Regions from separate parts of the Mus musculus genome. Here region 1 is linked to region 2. Evidence: chromatin loops called from intact Hi-C (ENCODE). Cell type or tissue: gastrocnemius. All regions are shown on one strand. Links, peaks and the distances in the headings refer to the core of each region. The heading gives the core; the rest is flanking DNA.

The links. Peaks named below come from ENCODE experiments on the same cell type or tissue, not always from the same donor. Only the 100,000 strongest peaks of a DNase experiment are listed, where the experiment ranks them.
Region 1: it touches region 2 in a loop (2.2-fold over the local background); 3 of 42 quality-filtered maps call a loop at or near these places.

The regions. Positions count from the first base shown.
Region 1 is chr2:154,760,310-154,771,073 of GRCm38, forward strand. The region is part of intron 2 of Gm38598 (a long non-coding RNA gene); the gene reads left to right. It also overlaps the pseudogene Gm14214. Among named protein-coding and RNA genes, the nearest start is that of Gm38598, 17 kb to the left of the region's middle. In gastrocnemius, for the core only: a CTCF peak has its summit at 4,724 (motif pointing right); no DNase peak of the experiment used is centred there; H3K27ac peaks cover 428 bases.
Region 2 is chr2:154,851,562-154,862,325 of GRCm38, forward strand. It overlaps Raly (hnRNP-associated with lethal yellow), which reads left to right. Exons shown (of 8, transcript NM_001139511.1): 2 at 5,708-5,972; 3 at 8,117-8,189; 4 at 10,279-10,445. The coding sequence starts at 5,717. Among named protein-coding and RNA genes, the nearest start is that of Eif2s2, 36 kb to the right of the region's middle. In gastrocnemius, for the core only: a CTCF peak has its summit at 4,057 (motif pointing left); a DNase peak (open chromatin) is centred at 4,047.

The sequences.
Region 1 (10,764 bases), core at 1,163-9,162, 91 kb before region 2:
AGCAAAGCTCCGCCAGGTTTCCTTACTCCAAAGGCTTGGGGCTTTGTTCTGACTGCCCTTCACAGTAACAGACTGTGACCCAAAACTGTAAGACAAATTTGTAAGACAAATAAGCCCTTTCCCCTCTAAGTTGATTTTGCTCGAAGCATCTTATCAGAGCAACAGAAGGAAGCTAGGACAGTGGTGTGGGGGTGATCAAGAGAACTCACATGCCTGGGCCAGGAACAACTCGGACAATCCCATCTGGAGTGCTTGAGTGATTAGATCCTACCCATCTGCTTAGCTCTTGATCACTGCTCTCAGCCTCTGCACCAGGTAGCACCATGCCCAGGGACTTACCTTTATGGGAGATGTCACTAGGATTCTTGCTCTCTGACTTTTTGTTGTCCTGAGGAAGACTTGTGGGGTCTAAGAAGGAGTGAAATGGAGAAATGAGGTTTATTTCCTGGAAGAGGCTCTTCTTCCTTGTCAGTTATTTTCATAGCTCCATAAGCATCATTTTGTCTTGGCCCTGTAGTCTTCCTCCTTCCCTCAAATGTTGCAACCTCTTGGGTGGCTTCACAGCACTGATGGATTCCCTAAATCCTTCCTCCACCTTAACATGTGCCTTGATGGCTCCATTCCAGCATCATCTCCTTCCTGAGGAGACTCAGTAGCAACCACGTGAGCCAGTGTCTTGAAAAGGGCACCTGTGAATTTTCAGGGATTATTGTTCCTCCTTGATACACACCTTTCGATTCTCATCCTCTTGTCTGGAGACATTCCTCCCAGTCTTGGTGGAAATTAGAGCTTGCTCCCATGTAGAATGTGTATGTGCTGGCCTCCCTTGCAGCTAGGTTTTGGATATATGACCCAAGCTCTGTCAACCAGAGGCACTAACTAGACTTAGAATCAGAGACACAAAGACACAGGGATATTGAGGAGGTGGTCCCTGTCTCTAGGGATAAGCCAGGCAGTAGGAACAGTGACTGTTCCTTAAGATCAGCTCTGAGGAACCCTTACAGAGGCCTGATGAGGATTCTAGCATCCTAGGTCACGGGTCCCTGTGTTTCTGCCATCAGTATCCAGGCTCAAATTCCTTTGCCTCCTAGCAGGTTCAAACTCTGTAGTTTCCTATTCTGCTTAGATTCAAGTCAGCTTATCACTTGCATTTATGAGTCCCAGCTGGAGGAGGTTTCCTACCCTAGATGTGTACTATAGTCAGGCTTCATCCCTGCCTCCCTCTCTGGTCCTTCCTCAGTTTTCCCTCTGTACCTGTCTCCTCTATGTACCTGTACTGTTATTTTCCAGCTGTGCATTGGGGACAGGGTCTCATTTACCCCAGGCTGAATGCCCCCTGAGTCCACCATCCTGCATGTCTGCTCCACCTGAACAGATAAGTCTTTATTCACAGGAAGGCTGTGCACACTGAATTAGGAGGCATCCACTCTAATGGATCTAAATCCCGTCTGAAAAGCTTTCTAACTGTGAAGTTGGAATTCAAGTTACTGCACCTCAGTGAACTCTCATCTCCTTATTTGTCCAGTGGGAGAGATCTTGTTTTGAGGACTGGGTAAGGAAACTTGTGGGTGGAGCCCTCACTAAGCAGCCTGGCTCCTCGTAACCATCAATAACAGCTTCTATTATCTTTATACACACCATTATCATCACCATCATCATGATTCAAAGGCCTTATGGAGCCTACTTAGAACAGGCAACATCAACTCAAATACCAGCAGGAGTCAGGCAAGCATCAGGGACAAGTGCTGGCGAGCCGTGTACACAAACACACTGGCACAAGGTGGGAGCTAGAGAGAGTGTGAGAGCCACATCTGTCTCATGGGGGAAGCCACTGCTCAGCAACATCCATTTACTGCCAAGTGGACTGTGATCTCAGTGATGCCAGGCTTCGTACACTATTTCAAGCAAAGCCAGAAACTCGGATCTTTATAGAAAGCTTTACAAAAAGCTATGCACACACCATACTGAAGTCAGAACAGGCTGCAGAGGTCAGTTTGTGTTTCTTCATGTGGGTCTCTAGGTTCACTTTAAATTGTCAGGCAACAGCCTGGTTAGGTTGGGTCCATTTCATCAGCACAGGAAGCGATAGCCACGCCCCCTGCCTAGCCAGCATAGAGTGTGGTAGACATTCCCCAACTCAGGAGTGTGGTCCAAGGCATACTGCAGAGAAGAGAGGTAAGAACTGCGGTCATGCCCCAACAGTTGCTTCTCTGTGAATGCCAGGTGCACTGGGAGCAAGGCTTCAGGATGTCAATGAGCCCCAGTAACTGCCAGCTTAAGAGGGGCTTAGATGCCAGGCAGTGGTGGTGCATGCCTTTAATCCCAGCACTTGGGAGGCAGAGGCAGGCGGATTTCTGCGTTCGAGGCCAGCCTGGTCTACAGAGTGAGTTCCAGGAGAGCCAGGGTTACACAGAGAAACCCTGCCTCGAAAAAAAAAATAAAAAAGCAAAGAGAGGGCTCAGACTCATCTTACTTCTGCATGTCCAGAGGTATGAAGACCAGGGTTTGGACACAGATTAAGTTTATCTACAGGATCTCAGGCTTCCCTCGTCTTTTCTTAACATGGAAGACTTTGCCTTATTGGTTGCAGGATAGCTACAACTATGACCATCATGATTATGTTCTAGACAGGGAGAAAAGAATGTGGTAAGACGTGATTCTGACGCGAAGGTTTCCCAGAAATTCCAGCATATTTCTTTTTCCATCTCACCGGCCAGAGCTGCTTCCCACATCAATACCTAGTCACAAAGGAAATGAGAATGGGATCTCTTTAGATCGTTACATGACAGACCCAAACAGTATCAGGTTTCTGTTAATTGGAGACAAAGAGAGAATGGCGTCAGAATAGGCCACCATTAGCCTCTGAGGCCCCCTATGAATGCAGACTTCCGAGCCTGACCCTAGCCAAGTACTGAAGACCTCAGCCTGCACTGGATTGGAGCCACAGGACAAGAAGTGATTGGATCTCAGTTTGAAACCTATGGCTTGTGCAGCAGAAAAAAAATATGGGAGTGGTTTTGGAACGCAACCAAGCTGGCCTGATCCAAGGCTGGCACACCAGCTTTGGGCCCACCACTGTTCTCCTTCTCCTGTAACACTCTCTAGCACTCCTGTTATCTGGGCTGCCCCACCCAGGCCTAAGCAGGGTGGGGAGACCCTGTGATTAACACCACTAGCAGGTCTAGGAGGCACCCGAGAGAGACATTCTGAGAGAAATATGTCAGCAGCACAACTGGTTTATAATGTGTATTAATCCCTGACATGTAATTTGAGTAATATATGTAAAGCAGAAAGTTCAGGCGCTGATTTAGGGGCCTTATTATTACCCTGTCAGCAGAATTCATGTTCTATTTGCACAGAGCTCTGGGTCCAGAATCTCATCCAGGGTGACGGGGAGGAGGAGGTTTTCTGATGGATGCCAGCTGATAGCAGGGTAGAAGTGGATGCTGTTGGGGACACCATGTCTGTCAGTCAAGTGCTCCGAGCTCCCAGCAGGGTTTCCAGGTATCCGCCTGGCCCAGGGAGCTATGGAACAAAACCAAGTTCCTTTTCCTGGGCCTTGGAGCAGACCCATGCTCATCCCTCAAGTCGTCTACAAAGTCATGGGGTTTGGAATTCAAAGCCAACTTGGCCACTTTATTATTGTGTGACTTTGGCTACGTTTTTCCAGCTTTCTGATTTCAGTTTGCATCTCTGCAAGTGAGGATCATAATAGCATCCATCTAACTGAGGGCTTAAATAAAAACACTTACTGAGGACAAGGTGGAATTCTAAGTGTTTTGACATGTATTCTCATTGAATCCCCATAGCAACCTGATAAGATGGATGTATGATTGTCCTTGAAGGCATAAGAGAAGCGAAGTAACTAGTTCAAGGTCACAGAGCAAATGACTGATGGAGCTTAAAGTTACCCTCTGTAATGCTTCAACGGACTATGTATCTCCTAACAAGGAGGCAGTAAGGGTTATTCGTTAGTCCAGTGATATCCAATAGGACTTTCTGTGCTAACGGAAATATTTTATAATTCTATGCTGTCCAGTATAAGAGCCCTTCTTGCCACAAGGGGCTAGTGAATATTTGAATATGGCTAGCTTGATAGAAGACCCTGAGTTTTTATTTAATTGTAGTTTCTTTAGACATAGTGATTGGTGGACATGCAACTCCAGATTCTCCCATGGTCTCGGACCACACTAATGGGGCTTAGCTCTGACAACTGTTGGCTTAGACTCCCAGAGCTCCCGGTCTATATTAGCAAGACTTCTGTAGAAAAGGCCACACACAGCCAGGCATGGTGGCCCACACTTGTAATCTCAGCTCTCAGGAGGATTGCCACAAGTTTGATGCCAATCTGATTTATATGGTAAGTTTACATGGCAAAACTTCATCTAAAACAAAACAAAACAAAACAAAACAAAAAAACAAACAAACAAAAAAATCAATGAAATCAAACCAAACCAAAAGACCACCAAGAACAGGGCTGGGGGTGGGGATGGCTCAACTGGTTAAAGCATTTGTCTTGCAAGCACAAGGTCATGAATTGGATTCTCAGAGTCCATGCTTAAAACAAAACAAAAATCAAAACAAAACCCCGGTTCTGGGGAAGGAAGTGAGGACAGCTGGATTGCTGGGGCCTTCCAGAGGTCCCACTTAAAAAGCTTGAGTGAGCAGGCTCATCCTCTCTATCTTGTCTGCCCTGTAAGGGCTCAAGAGTGCCTCTTCCAAGTGTCCCTCCAGGTGGCAGCAACAAGGTGCTGTCCTGGAAGGACAAAACAGCCTTCCTCAGACACCCATTCTGTCAGCGCCTTCATTTCAATTTCCCAGCTTTGGGAGCTGTGAGTCAATTGGTTTCTGCCCAGGACGAACACTCTGAGCTATTGGGTGCTCAGGGTCCCTGGCTGGGGCTGGAGAGAAGCTTTGTTTGGTAGAGGGCCAGCCATGTACGCATAAGGACTAACTCCCATCCAAAAAGCTGGGCATGGTGATATGTTTGTAACCCCAGCACTGAGGAGGTGGAGACAGGAGGATTCCTGGAACTCACTGCCTGCCCAGCCTAGATAATGATGAGTCCCAGGTTCTAGTGAAAGAACATTTCAAAAACAAGGTGAAGAGCCCCTGAGGAAGGATACCCAAGGTTAACCTTTGACCTGCGCGCGCGCGCACACACACACACACACACACACACACACACACCCTCCCCCTCCCCCCTCACACACACACTCACACACACACACACACACACACTTCCCAGGTTCTTTAGAGAGTCCTGGGAACCTAGCTACTGTCTCTGCCAATGAGCTTATATGACAGACACAGGCTCTGACCTTTCACTCTTGGACCTGGCAGGCTAGTGGGGAAGATGATGTTATACAAATGGCCACTCAGCTAATTCCAGAGGACTGGTGATTCTTTGACTTTACGACGGGTTTGTTGGGTCACAACCCCATCATAAATGGAGTAGCATGTATATTTATAACAGTTAATTAAAGGATCATCTGAGTGTGTGCCAACACTGCAAGTCATCAAATGGGAGTTAGAGGAAGTGCTTGGGGAAGCCTGACCCAGCAGCTGTGCCGGCCTCCAGGGAAGGGACCGCTTCAGACGCTCTCAGAAAAGAGAAGGAACTTGAATTTAGGTGTAGAGAGTTAGAAGCTGCAGCCAGCCGTGGTGGGCCGTGCCTGTGAGCGCACCTACTCCAGAGGCCAAGGCTGCTGCCCAGCTTGGATAACATGAACTACTGACTCAGGAAAGTGGGGTCGGGACTAGGGAGATGTGTTATTGATGTGCCACCCTGAATACTGGAGTTAAATATCCAAACCCATGTGGAAGGAGAGAAGAGAACTGGCTCACCCACTTGTCGCCTTCTTCTTCTTCTTCTTCTTCTTCTTCTTCTTCTTCTTCTTCTTCTTCTTCTTCTTCTTCTTCTTCTTTTTCTTCTTCTTCTCTTACTTCTCCTCCTCCTCCTCCTTCTCCTCCTCCTCCTCCTTGTCCTTCTTCTTCTAATAAATCTTTTTTAAAGATTTATTTATTTATTATATGTATATGAGTACACTGTCACTATTTTCAGCCACACCAGAAGAGGGCATCGGATCTCATTACAGATGGTTGTGAGCCACCATGTGGTTGCTGGGAATTGAACTCAGGACATCTGGAAGAGCAGTCAGTGCTCTTAACCACTGAGCCATCTCTTCAGCCCTCCATTTTTGTTTTTTTGTTTTTGTTGTTGGTGGTGGGTTTTTAATTTTTTGTTTGTTTTTTAGACAGGGTTTCTCTGTGTAGCCCTGGATGTCCTGGAACTCACTCTGTAGACCAGGCTGGCCTCGAACTCAGAAATCTGCCTGCCTCTGCCTCCGGAGTGCTGGGATTAAAGGCGTGTGCCACCACGCCCGGCTCAGCCCTCCATTTTTTACTGTTGTGGTTTTTGTTTTCTTAAGATAGGGTCTCCTGGGGCTGGTGAGATGGCTCAGTGGGTTAGAGCACCCGACTGCTCTTCCGAAGGTCTAGAGTTCAAATCCCAGCGACCACATGGTGGCTCACAACCATCTGTAACGAGATCTGACTCCCTCTTCTGGAGTGTCTGAAGACAGCTACAGTGTACTTACATATAATAAATAAATAAATCTTTAAAAAAAAAAAAGATAGGGTCTCCTGTAGCCTAGGCTAGCCTGGAACCCACTCTGTAATTGAGATGATCTTCTTGGTTCCTCAAGGTGCTGGGAATCCAGATCAGGGCTTTGCACAGGCTAGCAAGCACTCTACTGACATATCCCCAGCCCCTAGCTCCTCTTCAAGAAATCGCTTGATTGATTGATTGATGATTGATTGACTGATTGTTTGATTGTGGTGTTGGTTTGAATATGATCGGTCCATGGGAAGTGTGGCCTTATTGAAGGAGGTGTGGCCTTGTTAGAGGAAGTGTGTTACTGTGGAGGCCCGTGGAAGCCGAACCTCCTCCTGGCTGCCCTCAGATCGAGATATAGAACTCTCAGCTCCTTCTCTAACACCATGTGTGCCTGCAGGCTGCCATGCTCATGATGATAATGGACTGAACCCCTGCAGCTGTAAGCCAGCCCCAATTAAATATTGTCCTTTATAAGAGTTGTGTTGGTAAGGGCCGGGTGTGGTGGCACATGCCTTTAATCCCAGCACTTGGGAGGCAGAGGCAGGTAGATTTCTGAGTTTGAGGCCAGCCTGTTCTACAGCGTTCCAGGACAGCCAGGGCTATACAGAGAAACCCTGTCTCAAAAAAACAAAAACAAACAAACAAACAAAAGAGTTGTATTGGTCATGTCTCTTCACAGTAATAAGACCCTAACTAAGACAATTTTTTTTTCATTATGTAGCTTTGGTTGTCCTGAAACTCACTATGTAGATCAGGCTGGCCTTGAACTCCTGCCTCTGCCTCCACACTTGGATTAAAGACGTTCAATATTATGTCCAGCAAAAAATTACTTTAATTAGTTTCTTTGTGTTCTCTTAGACTTTTTTTTTTAAGATTTATTTATTATTATATCTAAGTACACTGTAGCTGTCTTCAGATGCACCAGAAGAGGGCGTCAGATCTCATTACGGATGGTTGTGAGCCACCATGTGGTTGCTGGGATTTGAACTCAGGACCTTTGGAAGAACAGTCGGTGCTCTTAACCACTGAGCCATCTCTCCAGCCCTCTCTTAGACTTTTCTGTGCATTCCTTGTATAGAAATACCCCACATTCTTGAAAAAAAATTCCTTCCTCCCTCCTCCTTTTGTTAGCTGTGTGTGTGTGTGTGTGTGTGTGTGTGTGTGTGTAGGTGCTGAAACTTGTACTCAGGGGCTTACACATGCCAGGCATGTGCTCTGTCACTAAAGTACCCCCTCCCCAACCCTCACAAGGATCTCGTGTATTGCCATTTTATGCCAGAGTCAACGTCCTCTCCTCTCTTTCTCCTACCTCCTCTTCCCTTTCGACGACCTGGAAGCTACTGATATGTTCTATATTTCTTTCTTTCTTTTTTGTTTCTTTGAGTTTTTTGTTATTGTTTGTTTATCTGATTTGAGACAGGGTTTCTCCTTGTAACCCTGCCTGTCCTAGAACTGGCTCCATAGACCAGGCTGGCCTTAAACTCAGAGATCCAAGTGCCTCTGCTTCCCAACGAAAGGCATGCACACCACCACTGCCCGGCTTTGCTCTCCCCCTCCCCTCCCCCTCCCTCTCCCCTTCCCTCCATCTCTCTCTTGTTTATTTGCTTTTGGTTTTCAAAGACAGGGTCTCACTATAACACTGGCTAACCTCTAATCCACAGCCCAGGCTGACCTCACACTTGCGAGCCTTCTACCTCTGCCAAGTGCTGAAATGACAGGTGTGTGCCACCTACACCAAGCTCTCTTCCCCAGCCCTGTAATTTTGTCATGTGAACAATATTCTACAGATGGAATAACACAGCAGCACATGATCCTCTGGGATTGACTTCCCCTTTTCATTTATATTTATTTCTTACGTGTGTGGGGGTGGGGTGGATCTATATGCAGGTGCACAGCTATGCACAGCTGTACGCATACACAGGGGTGGCTGGAAGAGGGAGGACATGGGGGTTCCTCCTCCATCATTTCCTGCCTGCTCCTTTCAAACAGGATTTCTCCCTGAGCCCAGTGCTCTCGTTTTCCGGCTAGGCTGGAAACCATCAAGATGCAGCAGTCTCTCTCTGTCTCCTCTGCCCAGTTTTGGATCTGGGGTTCCAGCCAAGCATAGAAATGCCCGGCTTGTTCCTTGGGTGCTGGGATCTGAACTCTAATCCTCACGATGATGCAGCAAATGCCCAGCCCCTGAGCCATCTCTCCAGCCGCTAGGATTGACTTTTTAACTAAGTGGAGTTCTCAGGCAGTTCAGCCAGGTTCTTACATAGTTCTTTTTTCTTTTTCTTTTTTTAATTTTGTAATTATATTTATGTACAGAAAACTTAGTGTACATTTAACCCAGTTTAGTGGCGAGTTCTTTAGCCTTTACCTTCTCCAGCTTGGCAACGCGAGCCACAGACTTAGAACCCAGGACGTTGCCTCCCCAGTGGTGACGGATCTTGTCATATCTGTCATTATAATTGGTCCTAATAGATTCCACCAACTTAGCCAGAGCGCCCTTGTCTTCCGAGTTAACCTGTGTGAAGGCAACAGTGGTGAATGTTTTCCTGTGGACCAGGTGTCCCAGCCTGGCCTTTCCCTTGATGATGCAGTAGGGCACCCCCATCTTTCGACACAGGGCAGGCAGGAAAACCACTGGCTCAGAGGGATCTACATCATGGGCAATCACCACCAGCTGAGCCTTCTTGTTCTCCACCAAGGTGGTGTTGGTATTGACTCCTGCTCGGAGGACAGGTGGTCTCTTAGTTGGGACATCCCCTTTGCCTGCAGCTTTCTTCTCAGCACGGGCCAGTAGCCTTTGCTTCTTCTCTTGCTTATGGGCAAGCTTAAGCAGCTGAGTAGCTGTTTGTCTGTCCAGGGCCTGGGTGAACTGGTTAATGGCAGGAGGTACTCCGAGCTGCTTATACAGGATGGCTCTTTGCTGCTGCAGGTTGATGTAGCAGGGCCATTTGACAAAGTGTGTCAGATCTCTTTTGGGCTGGATGTCCTGCCCAATGCCAAAGTTCTTTTCTCAAACAAAGGATTGACCACCTTTTTGGCCTCCTGTTTCTTGACAATGGTGGGGGCTGGGGCCACCTTCTTCCCCTTGGCCTTCTTTCCTTTGGGCATCTTGCTTGTCTGGTGGAGAGAGCATGCACATTTCTTTTTATGGAGAACTTGTCTGCCATGGTATGGCTATTCTGTAGCTTTTTAAATTAGTCACCCATTGAAGTTTTAGGCTACTGGGCCCTTGAGATGGCTCAGTGGATAAAGGTACTTGCTATCAAATCTGGTGACCTGAATTTGATTTCCTGAACTCATCTTGCCTATTGTCTTCTGACCTCCACACACACCACAGCACACTCTTGTTTATGAAAGCCCTCAATAAACACACACACACACACACACACACACACACACACACACACACACGTAATAACTTTTGAACCGTTGTTAACAAAACTGCATGTGTCCAGATTCTCATATGGATATAGGCATTCATTTCTCCAGGACAAATGCCCAAGTATGCAATGACTGGGTTGTACAGAGTTGCATATTTAGTAGTAGCAAAACACACACAGCAAAATTTACCCCTCCGAGTACTTTCAAATACAGAGTCAATGGCATTAAGCACACTGACATTTTTACAAACCATCCTCATCATCATTTGTCACCAGAACACTTTTATTCTGCAAAACTGAAACTCTGTACCTCTTATTACACAGTAACATCCCCTTTCTCTGTCTCCTATAACCTCACAACCACCTACATATATGCACATCTATATACCTACATGTCATACACATACACACGCATACCTATTTAACTACCAAGCTTTTCCTGGGTAGCCTGACCATTTAATATTCTCAGCGTTGATGTAGGAGTGGCCCAGTTTCCGTGACTCCCATCATCATTTAATGCCCTGGCTTTTTGTTTTAGGACTCTGATGGGTGCAGCAGCATCTCTCTAAGGCTTTGCTTTGCAGCTCCCTGGTGATAAGGCTCTGAACATCTTAGCAGTGCTTGCACACTTTCCGTCTGCAGCCTCTGGTCAAATGTCAGTTTGTTGCTTGCCCTCACTTCCTGAATGCATCATTTTTTGCTGTTGAGTTCTGAGAGTTGTTGACACATCTAGATTCTGGTTCTTTCTAGATGCTCGGGTTGTAAACCTTT
Region 2 (10,764 bases), core at 907-8,906:
GGTCTCTTAACGTAGACCTGACTGTCCTGGAACTTGCTGTATAGACGAAGTATATTTGGGTTCTGTAGAGGAATAGAACTTACAGAATGAATCTCTCTATATTTTACAGAAAGGGTATTTATTAGAATGACTTAAAGGGTGTTGTCCAGCTAATCCAACAATGGCTGTCTTGAACAGAAGGTCCCAAGAATCTAGTAGTTGTTCAGTCTGTGAGGCAGGATGTCTCAGCTGGTCCTCAGTATACACTGGAATCCCAAAGAGGTAGGATCTGATGCAGTGAAGGAATGGACTTGCTAGCAGAAGTGAGAGCAGGCAAAGAGAGTGAGCTTTCTTTCATGTCTTTTATGTAGGTTGCCAGCAGAAGGTGTGACCCAGATTAAAGGTGGATCTTCTAATCTCAGAAGATCTGGATTGAAGGTCTATTTTTCCACCTCAGAGATTCAGATTAGAAGTGGGTCTTCCCAGTTAAGATGATTTAATTAAGAAAAATCCCCAGGCCAGGTGTGGTATTGCATGCCTTTAATCTTAAAACTTGGGAGGTAGAGGCAGACAGACTGATTTCTGAGTTCGAGCCCAGCCTGGTCTATAAAACAAGTCCAGGACAGCCAGGGCTACACAAAGATACCCTGTCTTGAACCATTATCCCATCCCCCAAAAAAAGGAAAAAAAAAAAGGAGGAGGAGAAGAAGAAAGAACGAAAACAGAAGAGAAATCCCTCAGTGCCCAGCTGCTTGGGCTTTATCTAGATACAGTCAGATTGACAACTAGGAATGGCTATCACACTGGGCTTACCTTTAACTCACAGAGTTCTGCCTGCTTCTGCTTCTAGAGTGCTGAAAATTAAAGATGTGTATCACCAGGCCTGACCTAATATTTTATACTTAAACTTTTAAAAAATATATAATTTTTATTTTATGTTCATTGGTGATTTTACCTGCATGTATGTCTGTGGAAGGGTACTGGAAACCCTAGAACTAGTTATAGACAGGTGTGAGTTGCCATGTGGATGCTGGGAAGTGAATCCTGGTCCTCTGGAAGAGCAGCCAGTGTTCTTAACTACTGAGCTATCTTTCCAACCTCTGACTTAAATTTCTTTAAAAATTCCATGTATGTATGTATGTATGTATGTATGTATGTATGTATGTAGTCAGTCAGTCTGTCTGTCTGTGGGTGCACATGTGGATGTCAGAACAGCAGGCCAGAAATGGTTCTCTTGTAAATGTCCTATAGATATAACAAGCATAGGTCTTCAGGCTTGGTGGCATGTGTCTTTACCAGCTGGGCCATCTCACTGGCTTCCTGGGTACTCTCTCTGGCCATAGAAGAATAGCTTCACCATTGAGGATTTTGAAGCCTAATAAGTGTGAGGGACACGGCCAAGCCTACAAGTTGACAGGACTAGCTTTGGAACTCAATTCTACCTAACTCAAAAGTTTATGTTGGTCTATTTCATTTTATTTTGTCTTTGTTTTGAGGAAAAACAAAACTAACAATCAAAAGCTAGGTTCCAAGAAAAAAAGACTTTTAGTTTTTGAGACAGGGTCTCACTATGTAGCCCTGGCTGGCCCGGAACTCACTGTGTAAACTACTCTGACCTCAGCTACTGCTGAGATTAAGGGCATGTGCCACCATACTTGGTGCAAGAGGGCTTCCTGACAAACAGAGTACTATTTTTTTTCCTCAGCAAGGTCAGCATGGGGAACACTCAATAATGGTTGTTAAATATGAGGTATAGAAATTGGGCAGTAATAGAAATGGTATAATCCTGTATCTTTTGAATAGTTTGTTACAGATGCAATGGAGCACTTTCACATCGATTAGCCTATTTGATGACAAGGCAGGTCTGAAAAGATAATTAGGGAGATGCTTTCTGTTTTCAGAATAAGGGTGTTATTGTTTGTAGAAATGGCATGATTTGTTTGGGTCACATGAACAGACAAGCCAAAGTAGAGCCTCATGGCTCTGTACTGTAGCCAGTTCAGCCTGCGCTTCTGTGTTTGGGTAACTGAGAGCTGGGGTTTCTCTTGGGAGTGGAGATTGTCAGTACTACTTGGGAAATTAGGCCTGTCTGGCCAGTAATGATCATTTGAGCAGTGTTAATGAGTGGGGGCCTGATGAGTTTAATGAGATTAATAGATGTTCTGTCATCCATGGCTGCCTGGTAACCAGGATCTCTGAACTAAGGAGTCCTTAGATACTGATCTGACTGATTGCTTGGCTTTCACCAGAGATAGTCCCATATCACTGACAGCTACTTACTGCTTGCTGTCCCAGGGCTATCTAAGGGCAAAGGGAGGAGAACAGAACCAGAAATAACCCATCAGGACTGGCTAAAACTAAGCAGCATTGGTGCAACAAGACCAAGAGTAGCAACTCCTCCTTGCAGATGAACAAGGAACAGGTCCAGTCGTGGGCAGGTTTAAATGCTAGAGGCAGGGTTGGAAGCCAGAGTCAGGTTTACAGCAGATTAGTCTTGATTGTAGAATGTCAAGTCTCCTTGACTATCAAGTTAGGTAGTTGTTTGCTGAAAACTATATTGATATTTTAGGATTCCCAGAAAGAGTCTAGATGTGGTAGTCCAGTACTTGTGATGAGGTCATTCTGGGCTATATAGCAAGTTGAAGGCATGCTATTTTGTCTTTTTAAAAAGCGGAAAGGAGCTGGGCAGTGGTGGCACACGCCTTTAATCCTCGCACTTGGAAGGCAGAGGCAGGTGGATTTTTGAGTTCAAGGCCAGCCTGGTCTACAGAATGCCAGGACAGCCAGGGCTGTACAGAGAAACCCTGTTCTCACCTCCCCTCTCCCTCCCCCCCAAAATAGTGGAAAGGAGATAAAGGGGGGGAAAGCATAAAATAGGGGTGTTTTTTAAGCTGGGGATGGTTGGTTTGTGAAGGTGGACATTTGGAAAACTAGGCCTGGAAGCTAGGTAATATGGCACACACTTCTGTAGTACCATTCAACTCTCTAGACATTTGACCTCTTGGGTGTAGGGAATCTACAGAATAACATGCAGCCTGCATGCCACAGCATTATACAAGACTTAAAAATCAACTGGGAGGATACAGACTGGAAGTTTGGGGTTTGGATACCAGAGCATGTTCTACTTAGCAGTCACATGCTACTTCCTGTGTCATCTCTAGAGATGAGAACAGGGTGACATGGTTGACTCTTTGGTGTCCTAAGAATGTGTTCTATTCTGATCACAACTCTAGAATGGTCTCATTGGTGGTGGTATTAGTAGAATAGACAAACATACAGTTATACTAATATTTGATCTTGTAAAAGCCTCCACAGTTTGCAAAGTTCTTTTATATTTATTGTCCCAACTCAGATGAGGAGAGATGGTTGACAGAGCCAACCCTGAAGGACTGTTCTCCAGCAAACCAGTGAATGCTTCCTTAGTGTGTCAGAGGTTCCTAACAGTTTGAGGAGATCTGCAACTAACCTGTCCCTGTCAGATAAATTGCGAAGCTACTGCCATTATATCCAAACTATCATCTCTCCCTCTCCTTTCTCAGTCCATACCCTGGGCCTGGATGGCTCTCTCCTACCAAACAAAGTGGCATCTCTCTGGCTAAAACTTGATAGTTTTGAGCAGGATCAGTCTTCTAGTGTCACACAGGTCCCTTATAAAAGTTGCTTTTTATTTGTGGATGGACAAGGAACCTTTGAATGACTCAGTATCCGATAGGACTGTTGTAACTGAAAAATAGGGATTGTTAAGCATTTCCTGTTGCTTGTGCAGAATGTGGTGTGTGCTCATGGTAATCAAATGAATCTTCTTTGTGTCCCTCACTGCTTTATAAATGGTGGTGATTGTGGTATAAAAGTAAACTTATTAACAAGAGCCGGTCTCTTCCAAGTTCTAAAGATCACACCAGCTCTTCCTTAGTAGCAGCAAGATAAGCTCTGAGCCCCTTGCTTTGATAGTACACATCTGACTCCTGTCAGTCCATCAAGTTTATCATAAACTCAGATCTAGGAGCAGTTTCTTTTCCTTATCAGATGTCATGGTTCAGCTTGTGATTTATTTGAAAACAGTGCCACCAGCTGGTGAGAACCAGCCAACTTGAAGATAGGTTGTCTACAAAGTAGCATACAGAGAAGACATTCAGAAAGATAACAGTTTTCTTCAGCTTGCATTCTTACCTAATTCTCTGACACCCCCTTAATATATATTTTAATATATATTAAGTATAATAAACAGGCAGGCTGATGAAAGGTTTTATTTATTTATTTAAATATATTTTGCTTGGTTAGATGATACTGGAATTGTACAAACCTGCATCAGTAGGCAGAACACAGCCAGTAGGTACAAATGCCAAGTCCAAACTGCAAGCTAATCCTACTGGAATTAATATCTCCTTCTTCTCTTTCTCCTGGGGCTATGCCAAGGTATAAATATACTGCAGAGGGGCCTTGTGAGTTAACTAGCTTGATTGTCAGAATGGAGAGAATGAAGAGTACTTGTAGGGAGGGTCAGTAAGGGCCTGGAGTCTCAGATTTCTTTTTTTTTTTTTTAAAGACAGGATTTCCCAGGCTGATCTGATATTCAACATGTGGGCCAGGTTGGCCTTGAACTCTACCTCTTCTGAGTGCTGGGATTAAAATTGTGCTTCATTGTGGCTAAGGGCATATATTTTAAAAAGTCAGGTATTAAGATATGCATTGTAATTCCAGTGCTGGAGGAGGCAAAGTTAGGCTTGCTGGCTAGGCAGGTTGGCCTATTTAGTGACGTTAGAACAGTGAAAAACAGTCCTACAAGACAAAACAATAGACAGGTAGACAAAGGAGTGGTACCAAAGTTTGTCTGCTGATCTACATGACCTACATCTATATACCCACACAAGAGCAAGTTGCTAACTCGTCTCTAAACCTAACAGATTTCAAATCAGTATAATGTGGATAACCAATAAATTATTAAAGACCATCCTGAGATAAACACGCTATCTTAAGTATTTAAATTGGCTTTACTTCTAGGAAGCAGAGTGATGAAGTTGACAGAAGTGAGTTTTAAACATGTCTAAGTACCTCATATTAGCAAATTAATAATTCTACCAGGTTTTGGTTTTTGTTTTTTTTAACTAGAGTCTGTAGTAAACTATATTTACCCATGAGTTCTTGGGCTTATTCAGTATTATATGCTACCCTTAGCCTGCAGTGAGTACTTGGTAAGGCCTCTGTAAGCACACCTTTTGCAGAATGGCTGGCTCAATGAAGACTTCACTGGCTAGGTTAGTAAGATGAGGTACATTTAGATCAGACTGAGCAATTTTCATAATAGGGGATTGTTCCCTAGCAAGCATCTCTTAAAATTTTCATGTATCCTCTTTGCTATGGTTCTACATTGATGGAACAAAACAAAAAGCTGTAGAAAGTTATTAAAATTAATTTTACAGTGGGGTATTAAGTGGACTGGTGAGTCTCAGCCTTATAATCTTCCAATGTTGGTTTTTCCCACGTGGTATTATGAGAGTACCAAATGAAGGAATGTTATAAAGCACCTAGTATAAGATTAGCAGCCATTGTCAACTCCTGGTAAAGTAGCAAGAAAACAAGATGTATGAACAGAGAGGGATGGGTGCCATAGGGATGAGAGTGTGTAGCAAGGCAAGGAGCAGTCCAGGTCATTAAGGATGTGGGCCATGAACGGAACTGAGCCTAGCCTGGGAACCCAGTTTCACATTGGCATTCATTCTCTTTTCAGGTGAACACCATGTCCTTGAAGATTCAGACCAGCAATGTAACCAACAAGAATGACCCTAAGTCCATCAACTCTCGGGTCTTCATCGGAAATCTAAACACAGCTGTGGTGAAGAAGTCAGATGTGGAGACCATCTTTTCCAAGTACGGCCGAGTGGCTGGTTGCTCTGTGCACAAAGGCTATGCTTTTGTCCAGTATGCCAATGAGCGCCATGCCCGGGCAGCTGTGCTGGGAGAGAATGGGCGGGTGCTGGCTGGACAGACCCTGGGTAAGCTCAACATCTTTCCTCTGAGTAGCTACTACCGAGATTTTAAATTTCCAACAGATAGAAATTATATTTAAAATATAAATTGAGTAATTCTTAAATGAGCGTTAAATAGGGGATTGTTATAGGAGCTCCTTTTCTGCTACCTTGCTTTCTCAGTGCCTCCAGCCCCCTTTTTAGTTGTGTTTCTGGGCATGATAGCACACGCCTTTAATCCCAGCACTTGGGAGGGCAAGTGGATATCTCTCTGAGTTCGGGGTGAGCCAAGGCTACACAAGGAACCCTGTCTCAAACAACAAGTGAGTGTGCATACACATATGTGTATGTGTGTGTGAACTGTGATCCTGTATGGAGGTCAGAGGACAACTTTATGGAGTTGGTTCTCTCCACTTTTATGTGGATTCAAGGATCAGGCTGACTAGACAGATAACGTTTCCCACTGGCCTCCATAGCCTCCCTCCCCCCTCTTTATTTTAACTTTAAAATTTTTTTCATACAATATTTTTTGAGTATTTTTCCCTTCCCTAACTCGTCCTAGATCTACCTAAATGAATAAAAACAAAAAAATCAGATAGACAAAAATGCCAAGTAAAAATTAAAAGTTCCCTCCTCACAAACAAACAAATAAACAAGCAAACATTGATTTATTTTTGTGTTGGCCAGTTGCTCCAGGACATGGGGCCTGTCCTGGTGTATGGTTGATAGATCACTGACAACTGCATTGGAGAAACTGACGTTTCCTTTTGCCAGGAGATACCAATTACACATAGCTTCTTGGGTTGGATAAGGAACCTTTTCCACTTAACCCCTTAGTGCTACGGCCCAGTTGGCTTGAACCTATGTAGGTCCATGTGTGCTGCCACAGCCTCTGTGGGTTTATATGTGCAGTTAGTCCTGTTGTGTCTAGAAGACCCTGTTTGTCTGGAGTCATCTATCACCTCTGACTCTTATAATCTTTTACACCTCTTCTGCGTAGATCCCTGTGCCTTGAGGGGAGTGGTTTGATGAAGACATCCCATTTAGAACTGAGTGCTCCAAAGTCTCACACTGTCCAGTTGTGGGTCTCTGTGTTAATTCCTGGGTATTGCAGGAAGCAGCTTCTCAGATGTGGGCTGAGCAGTGCACTCACTGATCTTGTCTTGTAGTCTCTTAATAACAAGCTCTATCGTTCCAGTTAAAATCTAGATTCTCCATAGAAAGGGAACAAAATGAGTTAGTATGGCTTGTTAACCCATTCTACAGAAGATGTGGGTTAGAACCCTTTCTGAAAGCTATGAGGAGCTATGAATACAAAGACTAAAGGGAAGATACCTGCTCTTGCCATTATTCATCACATACCCGTGAAATAACTGTGTTGGTATCTACCATACAGTGTGTGTGTGTGTGTGTGTGTGTCTGTGTCTGTGTCTGTGTCTGTGTCCGTCTGTGTGTGTCTGTGTCCGTCTGTGTGTGTGTGTCTGTGTCTGTGTCCGTCTGTGTCTGTGCCCACACATGCTCACAGATTTCTTTGTGTTTTAGAAGGGATATCTATATGTACTAGTGAACATGATGTATGTGAAGTGATTGAATGTATAGAGAATATGTGAGCATATACACTTTTGCACATATAAGTTTAGAATGTGTGAGAACATTTGTGAGTATGGAAGCAAATGTGCTCTGTGTGTGTGTGTGTGTGTGTATTTTACTGAATATTACTTGATCTTACAGGCTAAGCACTATCCTAGGTATAGAGATGTTCAGTGTAATGCTCATGAATATTCATTGGCTTCATTGTCTGTAGGCAGCCTGACTATATTTGAGTATAGATGTATCTATGTAAATGACTTTATTACCTGGATATGTATATATGAATGCGTGTATGTGTTCACATATACCTAATTTATATTAACCTAATTGAAAACTTGTATTTATATGGCATATATGGTTTGTGAAGACTTACGTATGTGTCAGAATGTATATGAATATGCAACCGGGTATATCCATGTGATGTCCGAGTATTCTTCTGATGTTTGAATATTAAATGTATGAAGATCTTTGGCTACCTCAGTTCCATGTGTGCACTGTGTAAATACATGGAGGCATGATGATGATGTGTGGACATACCGCTGTCACATCAGCATTCCAACTCTGTTTCTTCCCTCACACAGACATCAACATGGCTGGAGAGCCCAAGCCTAATAGACCCAAGGGGCTAAAGAGAGCAGCAACTGCCATCTACAGGTGGGGCTCTATGTCTGTTTGCATGCACGGGTGGTCCCTCTTCACAGAGGGAGTAAATGCTGATAGTGACAGTGTGCTGAGCTTAGAATTTAGGAAGACTTTTGGAGATGAGGACCTGTGGAGAAGTAGGCTGAGTAGCCATCTCCCTTTGTTTTCCCAGTGGCTACAGCTTTGACTATGATTACTACCAAGACTACTTCTGTGCCAGGTGAGCAGGGAAGGGGCATGTCCAGGTATTAAACAGCCAAACTGGAAGGGTCTTGAGAGTTTGCTGGTATAGCTTACAAAGTCTCCAATTGGGAACTGAAGCATAGAAGTAGGAATGGGTCTTTGCTTCAAGGTTGCTTCACAGATCAGTGACAGAGCTAGGACTAGGGTCTCATTCAGAGCTCTGACATCATACCTAAGTCTCACACTTTGACTGCCTTGGCACCTCCTAGTTCTTGTAGAGTAGGAAAGTATATAGCTAAGAGATGAACACACAGGGCAATTGGAATACAAAACCTAGCACAGTGCCTCACAGGTAGTTCTTGAGCCCTTTATTTAGTCTGAGCCTCTGTAAGTGATCACCCAGCCAAAAAGAAAGCCTACAGATAGTTCAGTCTGACCCTTACTTATTACTGAGAGGTCATCACTGGAGGCCTGAATTAGTCCCTGATAGGTTGTCATCTGTCTTCTAGCCCCAGTCTTACCTTGAAGCTATGGGCTTAATGTAGCCCCAGAGACGTTTGTTTGCTGAGAACAGTTTTCAAACTCATTATCCTCCTGCATCTGCCTGTTGAGTGCAGAGACTACAAGACTAATCACAATACCAGCTCCTGACCAGGTCTTGACTAGAAGTTGTAGTAAAGTTTGAGTCAGACCTCTTCTTCCTTCTTTCTCCCTCAGACAGCCTAGGGAAAAGAATTTTTCTGAACCATTTTCTCTGCTGTGAGTGTTTTCAGTAAATAATGTGGTACAGTGGAAAGTGCTAGAGCCCAGAAGGGAGGAGATTGTATGCTAATCTAAACTCTGCCAGTGAATGGATTATCTGGCTTTTGGCAAATTCCCATTCTACTAGTCAGTAAGACAGGCTTACACCAAGTGACCTCTCAGGATTCCTGTATCTCTGGAATTCTATGGTTCTGTGATTTCTGACCAAGGCCAGAGTCATCACCTCCTCTCGTGGGTCAGGTCAAATGCAGGATCAGGTATTGCATTCATTCCCAGAGACTGATCACCATCTGCCACCAGTTGCAGGACTCTTTGAAAAGAGCACCAAAAAATTGGACTTTTTGAGTTTCATACTGATGGCAGCTACCATGACTAATTCAGAAAATAGTTCCTGACCAAGGCTGTGGTTCCCTTCAGAACCGTGGTAATAGCAGACTTGGTGGGAGAGCTTCCTACTTAGTCTTCTAAGTTTTTGTCTTGTATTCAGAAAAAGTAGCCCTTCTGGAGAGGGCCAGGTTTTGATATTAGCGTGAGAACACACAATCTGGAAGCTTTGGATCTAATTTATATGCCCACCCTTGAAATGCTGTTAAGTTCTTGGCCTGTATCTGAAGAAAAAGTGTGCTGAAGTGGTCCACAGGAAAGAAAGGCCTTAGAGTCTGGAGTCCTGGGCTTCTCTGTTGGGTAATCAGTTCCCTGGTGTCCTGGATTTCACTTGTTAAACCTTCTCAGGTGTTTTTAACCAGGTTCTCATGTTCTACCCTTACTGTACACACAGGTAGACCGTGAATAGCCATCCTCACTAAGTAGTTGGGAAAACCAAGGTTCAGAGGGTGGAAGCTCATGCTGTTGTGAGATTTACAAACTGATGGTGGCAGTTGTGAGTAGAGGGCAGGCCTCAGTGACCTCAGGACAGGCTCCTTTCTGACACTGAGCTGTTTGTTCCTACACCGCTTCTCTTGGCCTGCCTGGGAGTAAGGTGGGAATAGTAAGGATTTCATCAGCCTTCAGGCTCCAGAAAGCCCTTTTCACACCAGGGCTTCTTGGAAGACCATTCCTCCCTGGCCCTCACAGGCTACACAGGTAAAGCTAGTGTTGTAGTGCCTACTGGTAGTCACAGGCCATGCTGCAGCCTCTGGTCTATTTACCTTCACAGGCTGTTTGATTATCGAGGCCGCCTTTCTCCAGTGCCTGTGCCCAGGGCAGTTCCGGTGAAGCGACCCCGTGTTACAGTCCCTTTGGTTCGCCGTGTCAAAACTACGATACCTGTCAAGCTCTTTGCCCGCTCCACAGCTGTCACTACTGGCTCAGCCAAAATCAAGTGTGGGTAACATCTAGTTTTTTATTTTTATCTGTGTATCTCTAGCTGGCCTGGAACTCATGTAAGCCAGACTACCTAAAACTTAGAAAGATTCTTTTGCCTTTGTCTCCTGAGTTCTGGGATTAAAGATGTGCACAACTACATTGTGGTGACATACTTTAATCTTTCTAGATCAGTGGTTTTCAACCTGTGAATTGTTGACTCCTTTGAGGGTTGCATATCCTGCATATCAGATATTTACATTACAGTTCATAATAGTAGCAAAATTACAGGTATAAGGTAGCAATAAAGTAATTTTATGGTTGAGGGTCACTTGCAGCA